Linked DNA regions of Homo sapiens: all the other regions are linked to region 1. The links are chromatin contacts, found by Hi-C or POLR2A ChIA-PET in ENCODE. All regions are on one chromosome and are shown on one strand. The core of a region is the stretch at or near the end of the contact, and the rest is flanking DNA. Distances in the headings are between cores, read along the strand shown. Region 1 has its middle 18 kb from the start of SNORD28B. Region 2 overlaps TIAM2 (TIAM Rac1 associated GEF 2). Region 3 overlaps ZDHHC14 (zDHHC palmitoyltransferase 14).

What was found. A loop is a pair of places that touch in the nucleus more often than their neighbours do. ChIA-PET counts read pairs that join two places held with the same protein, here RNA polymerase II (POLR2A). Pooled maps may share reads with other maps.
Region 2: a pooled map shows a loop between it and region 1 (7-fold over the local background). The contact joins two enhancer-like sites. A Hi-C loop is called at or near these places in 2 of 37 single-sample maps with no recorded cell type and 7 of 50 pooled maps. POLR2A ChIA-PET finds 5 or more read pairs at or near these places in 1 of 52 experiments (Panc1).
Region 3: a loop to region 1 is called in a pooled map, with 7 times the contacts of the local background. The contact joins two enhancer-like sites. A Hi-C loop is called at or near these places in 6 of 37 single-sample maps with no recorded cell type and 6 of 50 pooled maps.

The regions. Positions count from the first base shown.
Region 1 is chr6:156,395,706-156,398,569 of GRCh38, forward strand. No RefSeq gene overlaps it. Among named protein-coding and RNA genes, the nearest start is that of SNORD28B, 18 kb to the left of the region's middle. RefSeq lists a silencer at 469-518 and enhancers at 800-1,330, 1,331-1,860. Within about 2 kb of position 1,251, at least 6 of the 41 ENCODE cell types and tissues checked have a DNase peak (open chromatin) inside an H3K27ac peak, as active enhancers do.
Region 2 is chr6:155,169,885-155,172,748 of GRCh38, forward strand. The region is part of intron 9 of TIAM2 (TIAM Rac1 associated GEF 2); the gene reads left to right. Among named protein-coding and RNA genes, the nearest start is that of CLDN20, 93 kb to the right of the region's middle. RefSeq lists enhancers at 1,363-1,422, 1,463-1,882, 1,913-1,972. Within about 2 kb of position 1,432, at least 18 of the 41 ENCODE cell types and tissues checked have a DNase peak (open chromatin) inside an H3K27ac peak, as active enhancers do.
Region 3 is chr6:157,569,707-157,572,570 of GRCh38, forward strand. The region is part of intron 2 of ZDHHC14 (zDHHC palmitoyltransferase 14); the gene reads left to right. Among named protein-coding and RNA genes, the nearest start is that of MIR3692, 42 kb to the left of the region's middle. Within about 2 kb of position 1,470, at least 3 of the 41 ENCODE cell types and tissues checked have a DNase peak (open chromatin) inside an H3K27ac peak, as active enhancers do.

The sequences.
Region 1 (2,864 bases), core at 1-2,500:
CAGGTCAGTCAAGCCAACAGAAAATGGTAAATTCACATTTATGGTGTGAACCAAGGCCATCACTAATAAAACTGTAACCTCGCTGGTGGAATACTGAAATATGTCTTGACATCTTTGCAAGAGTTGTAAAGAGAGCCTGGAAAAGAAAAGGAAAGCCCAAGCATTGTTTGCATTTTCTTTTTGCATTTCATTCAGCAAAGACTTTTTAAAAACTTAGTAGAGGGTGATACCAGATGTATTTAGTCTGCAGTATGGCCAGCCTTTAAGTACATGAAGTAATCCCGTCCAAACAGCAGCACAAGTGCCTCAGTTATCTCAGGTAACCAGTTTGGAAACAGCAAGAGGGCTTTGGGTTAAATATCAGAAAATATTCATAAGACACCATAACAACAGAAACAGAGTCGAACTAAAACTTTGTGGCAAAGCCAATATGTAAATCACAGCTGGTGATTTCTGTTAGGAACTTTGGTTTGGGAGGTTTCACAGCTTCATCTCCAAAGCCCCGATTCAAAACCACAATGTTCAGCAAGTCAGTGAGATTTCATGCTTTTATCTGAAACCCAGACCGACAAATGCATCTCTTGATGCAATTCAGGATCTCTGAATCTTCGCTAAAGAACCGAGCTAACCCATGGAACGCAATCTCAAAGCCTTGCTCTTACCCAGAGAAGCACAGTTGCCACTTAAAGGTTCAATAAAAGGAGAGGTAGGGAAATGCCTGCTGCCACAGCCCATTAGTTGCTACATTTAAACCCCTACCACAGTAACCAAATGTGATTGAGGTTTCAGAAGGAAACCTACACGGTATGAAATGTAGCAATCATTGGTCTATAAATATAGGATGTTATTCACTGTCAAGTACTTTCTCTAAAGGAGGGGTAGGGGGAATTCTTACTGCAAAGGTAGGTTGCAAAATTTTTTCACCTAGAAATAATTTAGAAACCGGCTGGGGCACAATCTCATAATGTCTCAGGTGCAAAAAGTTTCTGATGCACCGGAAACAAAAGCTGGCAAAACAAAAGCGACGTCAGTTGTCTCTCTGTTCTACCAATTGAAGCTTGGGTGTAAAAGGAGAATGTTTTTTAAATCCAGGGATTAGTGAGGGACGCTAACCCCTGAACCGGGATTACTGAGGGACAGAGAAAGAAAATGTAGAGGAGGAAAAAGGAACATTTTACAAAAGATTTCCTTCGTAACTACCTTCAGACCCCGGGGCTGCAGAAAGGAGTAGGCGGCTGCGGTGTCCTGGGCCCTGCGCGTCCACGCGTGGGAGGCGAGGCCAAGGCTGCCAGGAGGCGCTCCCGCACCCCAGGTGCGCTCCTCCAAGGAGGCCCACCCGCCTCCGCTGGCCCAGTTTTCGCTGTTTTCTCGGCGCACCACGGCGCCTGCAGTTAGTAGGCAATCCATCCCCCCGAGCTGCAGCGAGTTAAGCTGCAGGCCTTTTGTAACGGCCTCAGGTGTGAGCTGCCGCAAGCCCCCCCCACCCCCACCCCCGACCAGAGGATCACCGGCCCGGCCGAGAGGACTAGGAGCCAGGTGTGCGAGGCCGAGGGATCCACGCCGTTCCCGCCCAGCGCCCCCTGGGTTATTAGGCCTCGCTCCCCCACACAGCCCAGCTGGTAGCGAGGCCGGAATCAGGGCCCTCCGTCGGAGCTCCCACCTTTAAAAGAACGCGTCCAGAGGGCGGAGCCAGCTTAAAAGCGGGTCGAGACATTCACCTGTGGTTAGGCAAAGACACGAGAGAAATAGTTAATTCCTCAGGTGCCCCAAATCACAATAGAGCTCGGGAAGGAGGAACAACTTGACAGAGAAAAGAGGACAGGACATTGATCAGGGAAGATGTCTGCAGAGCTTGAGGTTGGGGGATTGGGTTCCAACCAGGGAAGGTAATTCTGCAAAATTGGAACACACAGGCCCTCTGTCTGTAGGCAAGTCTGACAAAGGGCACAATCCAGGAAATGGAATCGAGATGCGTCCCCTGCCTCTCAGCCTACTGACCCACTTTCCTCCGGCTACGTCTCCCCCAGATCCATGCCCCTCCTTAAATCTTCCTGCTAGCCCAGAGGGAGGAAGGATGAGGCCTGGGGATCACAATGTAGGTGGAACGAGAAACCTGGGTCTGTTTGACAGTTTCAGAAGCAAAGAAGCGTCTCTCTCTTTCCCAAAAAAAAAATCCTTTCTGAGCCCCCCTCACTCAGTCCCACCATACATACATACACAATGCACCTGAGGAGACCTCCAACTCCCTGTCAAGGAGGCTGAATTTCTACACGTAGTCGCTCATTTTGTTTAAAGCGCAGAAAACATCTGCACCTAATAAAAGATGTTAGTGTGCCATTCTAGAAAAGAGAAGCCTTTGATACATTCTTTGGTGTTAATGCTGCGGCATGAAGTATTTTCCCAGATTGCAGTCTGTTATCTGAATGGGGCAAAGATTCCCTAAGTGAAGGGAATATTGAAAGAAAGTTCTGGAGCATGCAATCCTGTCCAGTTGAAGTACTGCAGGAAAAGGAAGCACGCACACACATATGTACACAAATGCACACTCATACAGGCAAATCCTCCATGACTGTGCCTCAGAATCACCTTATTCAATTGACAGAAGCACAGTGTGACTACCATACTTTTGTTACATCCATGAAGTGTGTGTAAAGAAACACAAGTCACACGATCCTTGGCTGGCATGGCTGCCTCTGCCCTGCAAGTGCCCATGGCCACAGGGAGTTGCAATGGTACCAGCATGGGCTTTGCATTAAGTATATTTAGGTTTGAATCCTAATTCTCGCACCTTCTGACACAACCACCTGAATTCAAGTTCTGGTTCTTGCTCTCAGAAGCTGTGTGGTCTTGGGCAGGTGACCTGA
Region 2 (2,864 bases), core at 182-2,681, 1.2 Mb before region 1:
CTCGGCTCACTGAAACCTCTGCCTCCCAGGTTGAAGCAGTTCTTCTGCCTCAGCCTCCTGAGTAGCTGGGATTACAGGCACCTGCCACCAAGGCTGGCTAATTTTTGTATTTTTAGTAGAGATGGGGTTTCACTATGTTGGCCAGGCTGGTCTTGAACTCCTGACGTCGCGATCCACCCACCTCAGTCTCCCAAAGTGCCGAGATTACAGGCGTGAGCCACTGCACCCAGCCAGTTCTTACTCTGCACTTACCATCTCTTACTGTTAGCCACTCTGTCAAGTGCGTATGTCATGGCTCCCAGGAAAGCTTGTAATCGATATAGTTTATATATGCCCTATTTCTATTAGATGTAGTCATTTAATGGCTGAGGATGACTGATTTGTAATAAAGGCCCATAATTTTAGGGTCCTATCTCTTCCAGCATTATATAACAATGTAAAATTCTTACTTTGAAAGTTAAGAGGCCTGGCATGGTGGCTCGTGCCTGTAATCCCAGAATTTTGGGAGGCTGAGTCAGGTGGATCATTTGAGACTAGCCTGGGCAACATGGTGAAACCCTGTCTCTATCAAAAATGCAAAAAATTATCCGAGTGTAGTGGCTTGCTCCTCGGAGGCTGAGGTGGGAGGATTGCTTGAGCCTGGGAGGCAGAGGTTGCAGTGAGCCAAGATCGCACCACTGCACTCTGACCTGGGTGGCAGAGTAAGACCCCATCCCTGAAAAAAGAAAGTTATGAAACTATAGCATCAGTACACTTCCTATTAACAGAGTTTATGTTGGACTTTGAAAATAAATTTTGCTGATGTAGCCACTTACAGTGAGAATTTAAGCTTAGTGCTTAAGATGGGCTCAAATCAACAGGTCCCATCGATGCTCTAAGGAGTGAGAAGAAACTATGATTTCTGCATTTGTTTTACTCCTATTTGTTTTAGCTAAGCATTACTTGTGATGTAGGGATACTGAAGAAATTCCTTTCATTTATAGGACAATTTTAATGCAGCCTCTGTAATTTCTGTGCTATCGTACCCAGATAACTAGATTCAGATAGAATGGCAGATAGAACTAAGGGTGTAATTTGTTTTTTTATATCTCTGGGACTTAAAATTCTGCCTGAGCTGGCTAAATAATTAATATTTCATTTTGCTACTTTTCATCTGCTAATCATTCTTGGAGAATACTTGTAACCTGCACAAACCTATTTTTATACAATAAGTACATTACGCCCATTTCTATAACACAGAAAGGCTGTTGTGAGGGAGGGGCCGTGTGCATTTTAAACTATTTCACTCTAATTGATGCATCATATAACAGCCCAACAGTGAGTCACCCTAATTCAAAATCTGTTAAGTCTGGAATAAAGCCAGTCTTACTTGAACATTTTTTTAGAGGACACTTTGGCTTGCCAAAAATGAAAGCTTTTCATAACGAACGTCTGGATGAGTAATAGTGAGTCTTACACGGCCTTTGAAGGGAGGTGTTTGTCATGGAGATTGTGACAACAAAGTCCCCACTAAGGCTCAGATGGCGGCAACCCCAGAAGCTTCATTGCAGAAATTGTGACAGCCCCTGGGCCTTGGCCCCTTCTTCTGGAAAATTGGCTTGGGGTATTCCAACTTTCTGTGGCAGTGAGTGAATGCAGTATTGTCATCTTAGTCATGAGCTGTAAACTGAAAAAAAAACCTAAAAAACCCCAAAAAACCCCAAAACCAAAACAAACCCCCTAATATTGTTTTCTTAAATGGAAAATATGAATGAAACAGCTTACTCTTCACCACAGTATGGTAATCTGTTTAGAGAGAATATTAATACACAACCCTACATAGCATATATATATGCATACAGCTAGCGAGCTAGCTAGATCCATCTTTGTTTTTCTTTCATATCAACCGATGTGTGGGCCTCAGTCCAAGAAGGAAATAAACACTTTCTCTTCTATGACATTTTACTGTTGTTAAGAAAACTGGGAGCGTGCAACTCCCTTTTGTGTTTTCTCCTCATCTCCCTTGCAAATAGACTTTCCTTTTATCAGCCACTGTGGTGGTTTGGGCCCATTTGTGACAGCCAGATTGTGATTTTGCTACTCACTTCCCTTCAGTGATCCAAGTAGTAATTACAAGCCATTTGATCCAAAAGCATCTGCTGTGAGAACACACGGAGTTTCAATTTTTTCTCCTTGCTGCATACTGAGCATAAGTAATTTGACATGTGGTTTCAGGACCATTGATGTAATAATAATAATAATAAATACTTCTGTGGAATGCCCTCCAAGGAGAGCTAAAGTGATTTGCAGACGTTCACTAGTCAGTCTGGAGTGACTGTGGCTGCAGCCCAGTGATGTTCCCGTGTCGTGATGGCCAGTTGGAGCTGACTGCAAGGTGATCTGAGCAGCAGTGGCCAGAACAGTGGCCCAGGGCTTTGGAACAAAGGATGATTCTCAGGAAGTTCTTTATAGTGGCCATCGCTGAAATGCAGTAGCTACTCCCAGTACAGTATAATGCCCTGATCCAGCCTCAGCTTCCAAAAAAAATCTTTACAATTTATGTCTTTCAAATGCAATTCCTCCCATCAGTCTCCTAACCACCCCACGAGGCTGGCGTTTTTAACCTCTTTTGAAGGTGAAGGAACAGAAGTGCAGAGGCACTAGATAACAGCCCCTAACAAGGCTGAGATTTGACCTGGATTGCCTTGCTATTATTGTATTTTTTCTGTCTCCATTTGCATTCTCAGGACCAGGAAACCTTGAAGAGGCTAGTTGGAAATATATATATATATATATATATATATATATATATATATATATATATTTTTTTTTTTTTTTTTTTTTTTTTTCTTTGATGGGAGGAAGTAGAGTAGGAGGCGTGGTAG
Region 3 (2,864 bases), core at 220-2,719, 1.2 Mb after region 1:
GTGTCTCTCTGTGGTTTTCAAAACCCCCTTCAAGTCTCTATATTGTTGTATTGTTTTTTTCTTCACACGGAAGCTACCTACCATTTTTTTGTTAGCTTTATTTCTAGAGTTTTGTGGTTATATTTTTCTGTTTCAAAGGAGACATTGTCTTCTTTGTAGTTTCCAACTGTTTGTGTCATTAAATATATAAAAATACTTTTAAAGCTTGTATATATATTGGTTTATATTTGTTAACCTTAATGAAGATTTTTATTCATTTTATCCAATCTGTGTTGATTAGAGGCAAAAAAGAAAAGAGCTTAGGACCATAATAGATGGGCATTTTTATTCTTTAAAGTATAGTGTACTTATAAATAGCATCCCCTGCTTCTGTACTGGTAATCCTAATTCTCTTTTCTTCAATGCTAAAGATAAAATCTTGCACCAGTCCGGTGTAGAATGAGTGATAAACCAGCCCTTGCATTCAGGTCTTTTGCTAATGCTCTCAATATTAATGCCACTCAAACTTCAATAAAAGCCTGTCTGATTTTCCTGGTGATAATGGTGAAGCCTGGCCCTGCCATAGCGTGGTATCCAGTGTCCACTTTTTACCTTTGTTCTTGTCTACTTGTCTTACAATAATGCAAACACTGACAACCCAAATTGATCTCTATCACTGTACAATATTTACCCATTTCTGACAATGCAGAAATTATGTACCACAAAGTGGAAACACACAAATATTTCTAGCTTTGGCTTTCAGTGGAAGAACTGATCTTCACTTACGCAGCACAGCGGTTTTGTGTATATACTCAGAGAACTTTGACACAATTTGAGGGAAATTAAAACTTTGCAAGGACAAAGCCACTTTCTTTTCCTTTCAAGGGCAAGGCTTTGGCATCCATGTGGAAAAAAATAGTATGGAAAATATAAGGTAGTCATTAATTTTCATTTTGTTATGAGCATGTATTGGATTAACTCAGTTAAACTAAAAAGGTCGCAGCTACTAAACACTTTCTTTTTATTGTTTTTAATTGTACTAATTAGTGATATATATATGTATATACATACACACACACACACACATATATATATACACACACACACACATATATATACACACACACACACATATATATATATATACACACACACATACATCTATATTGCCCTTCTGAGTCTGGGCAGCCCCTGAAAAAAGAGCTTTTGATAGCTGTGAACATCATAGCATCTGACAGTTCAAGGTCTTTGCATGAATTACAATGTCCCTGAACTGCAGGAACTGAGATTGTCATGGTTTAAAAATGGAGAAGCTGAAGTCTGTTTTCTCCACCAGATCAAAGAATCATACTCTTTACTGGGGCCATTCTATGTTTCCATTTTCTGGAACTTATATTTTCAAAACAATTTGTAGGAATATTTGTGTTTCTATTCATGGAATCATTTTTGAACATTGATGTTTGCCACTCCGCATTCACGTTAAAGTTCAAGCAAATAGCCACTTCAACTTCATGAGAGCATGCCTATGTGCACGAGAGCATTCCTTGAATGAAACGTACTTTATTAGGGTCTTTCTCACCTAAAATCAGCATGCACTCTAGACCACAGCTATTGTCTGTCATGATGTTTTTCAAACTGTGCCTCCTGGAGCCCAGGCAAGGGACAGACATGTTGGGTGTCCCCATAAACCAGAGCTGCTTCACTCTCATCTGTTTTGTATACTGAGGTTCTTTGTAAAAGTTTCTTTGAACGGAAACTCACGATGCTATAAATAACAACAAAAACAAACAGTTTAAACACCTGGCCTGGCTGTTTTACTGGGCAGACCTTCCATAATTAACTAGATAATATCAGCTCTTTGGGTGACGGGAGCATCTTCGTAAGTGGCTTGCATCTTTCTCTTTTGTCTGTGTTTTTAGCCAGCTGCTTAGATTCCCCAGCTAATGGTACTGAAATGCAGCCTTGGGGTTCAGCTGTTACTTGTATGGTGTACAAACCTGTCTCTCTCAGCTGTACACAGGGAGCTGTTATAAAAATGCATATTCTTAGCCCCTCCTGCAGATAAGAATCTTCAGGAATGAGGAATCTGTATTTTTTTTTTTTTTTTTTTTTGAGCCTGCTAGGTAAGTAAACCTTTCGTGAATGGTGCTTGGGGCGGGGACTTCACCAAGCTTAGCTAACTAGTTGGCTGACTTGCTGTTAATTTTGTCCTGCCTGCTAATAAGTGTGTGCACCTACGGCAAGGCTCCTCAGATTTTCACGTGCATCCAAATCCAAATTCAGGGTGGGAGGGTGTGTGGGGAATCTTTGAAAATGCAGATTCTGGCTCAGCAGGGTCGGGGCTGGGAGGAGACGCTGAGATGATTCATTTCTAATAAGCTTCCTGGTGATGCCAATACTGCCAGTCCATGGCCCACACTTTGAGTAGCAAGACCCTAGGGCAGGGCCTCTCAGCCTCAGCACTCTTGATATCTGGGGCTGGAACGTTCTTTGTTGGGAGGGGCTGTCCTGCACATTGTAGGACATTTAGCAACACCCCTGGCCACCACCCACTAGGTCCCACTTGTGACACTCCCTCCCACTCATGACAACTACAAACATCTCTAGATGGTTTCAGATTTCCCCCGGGAGGCAAATCGCCCTGGTTGAGAACCACTGCCCTAGATGATCCCGATCATCAGCCAAGTTTAAGATCTGCCATGAGTATGATTTGTCTGCACACTTAAATTATTAAAAAATACAGATTCTGGGTTTATCTGGCCTCCCTAGAGTACAAGCCACAATAAGAAAGAGGACTAACCTTTTTTTTTATTTTATTATTATTATACTTTAAGTTTTAGGGTACATGTGCACAACGTGCAGGTTTGTTACATATGTATACATGT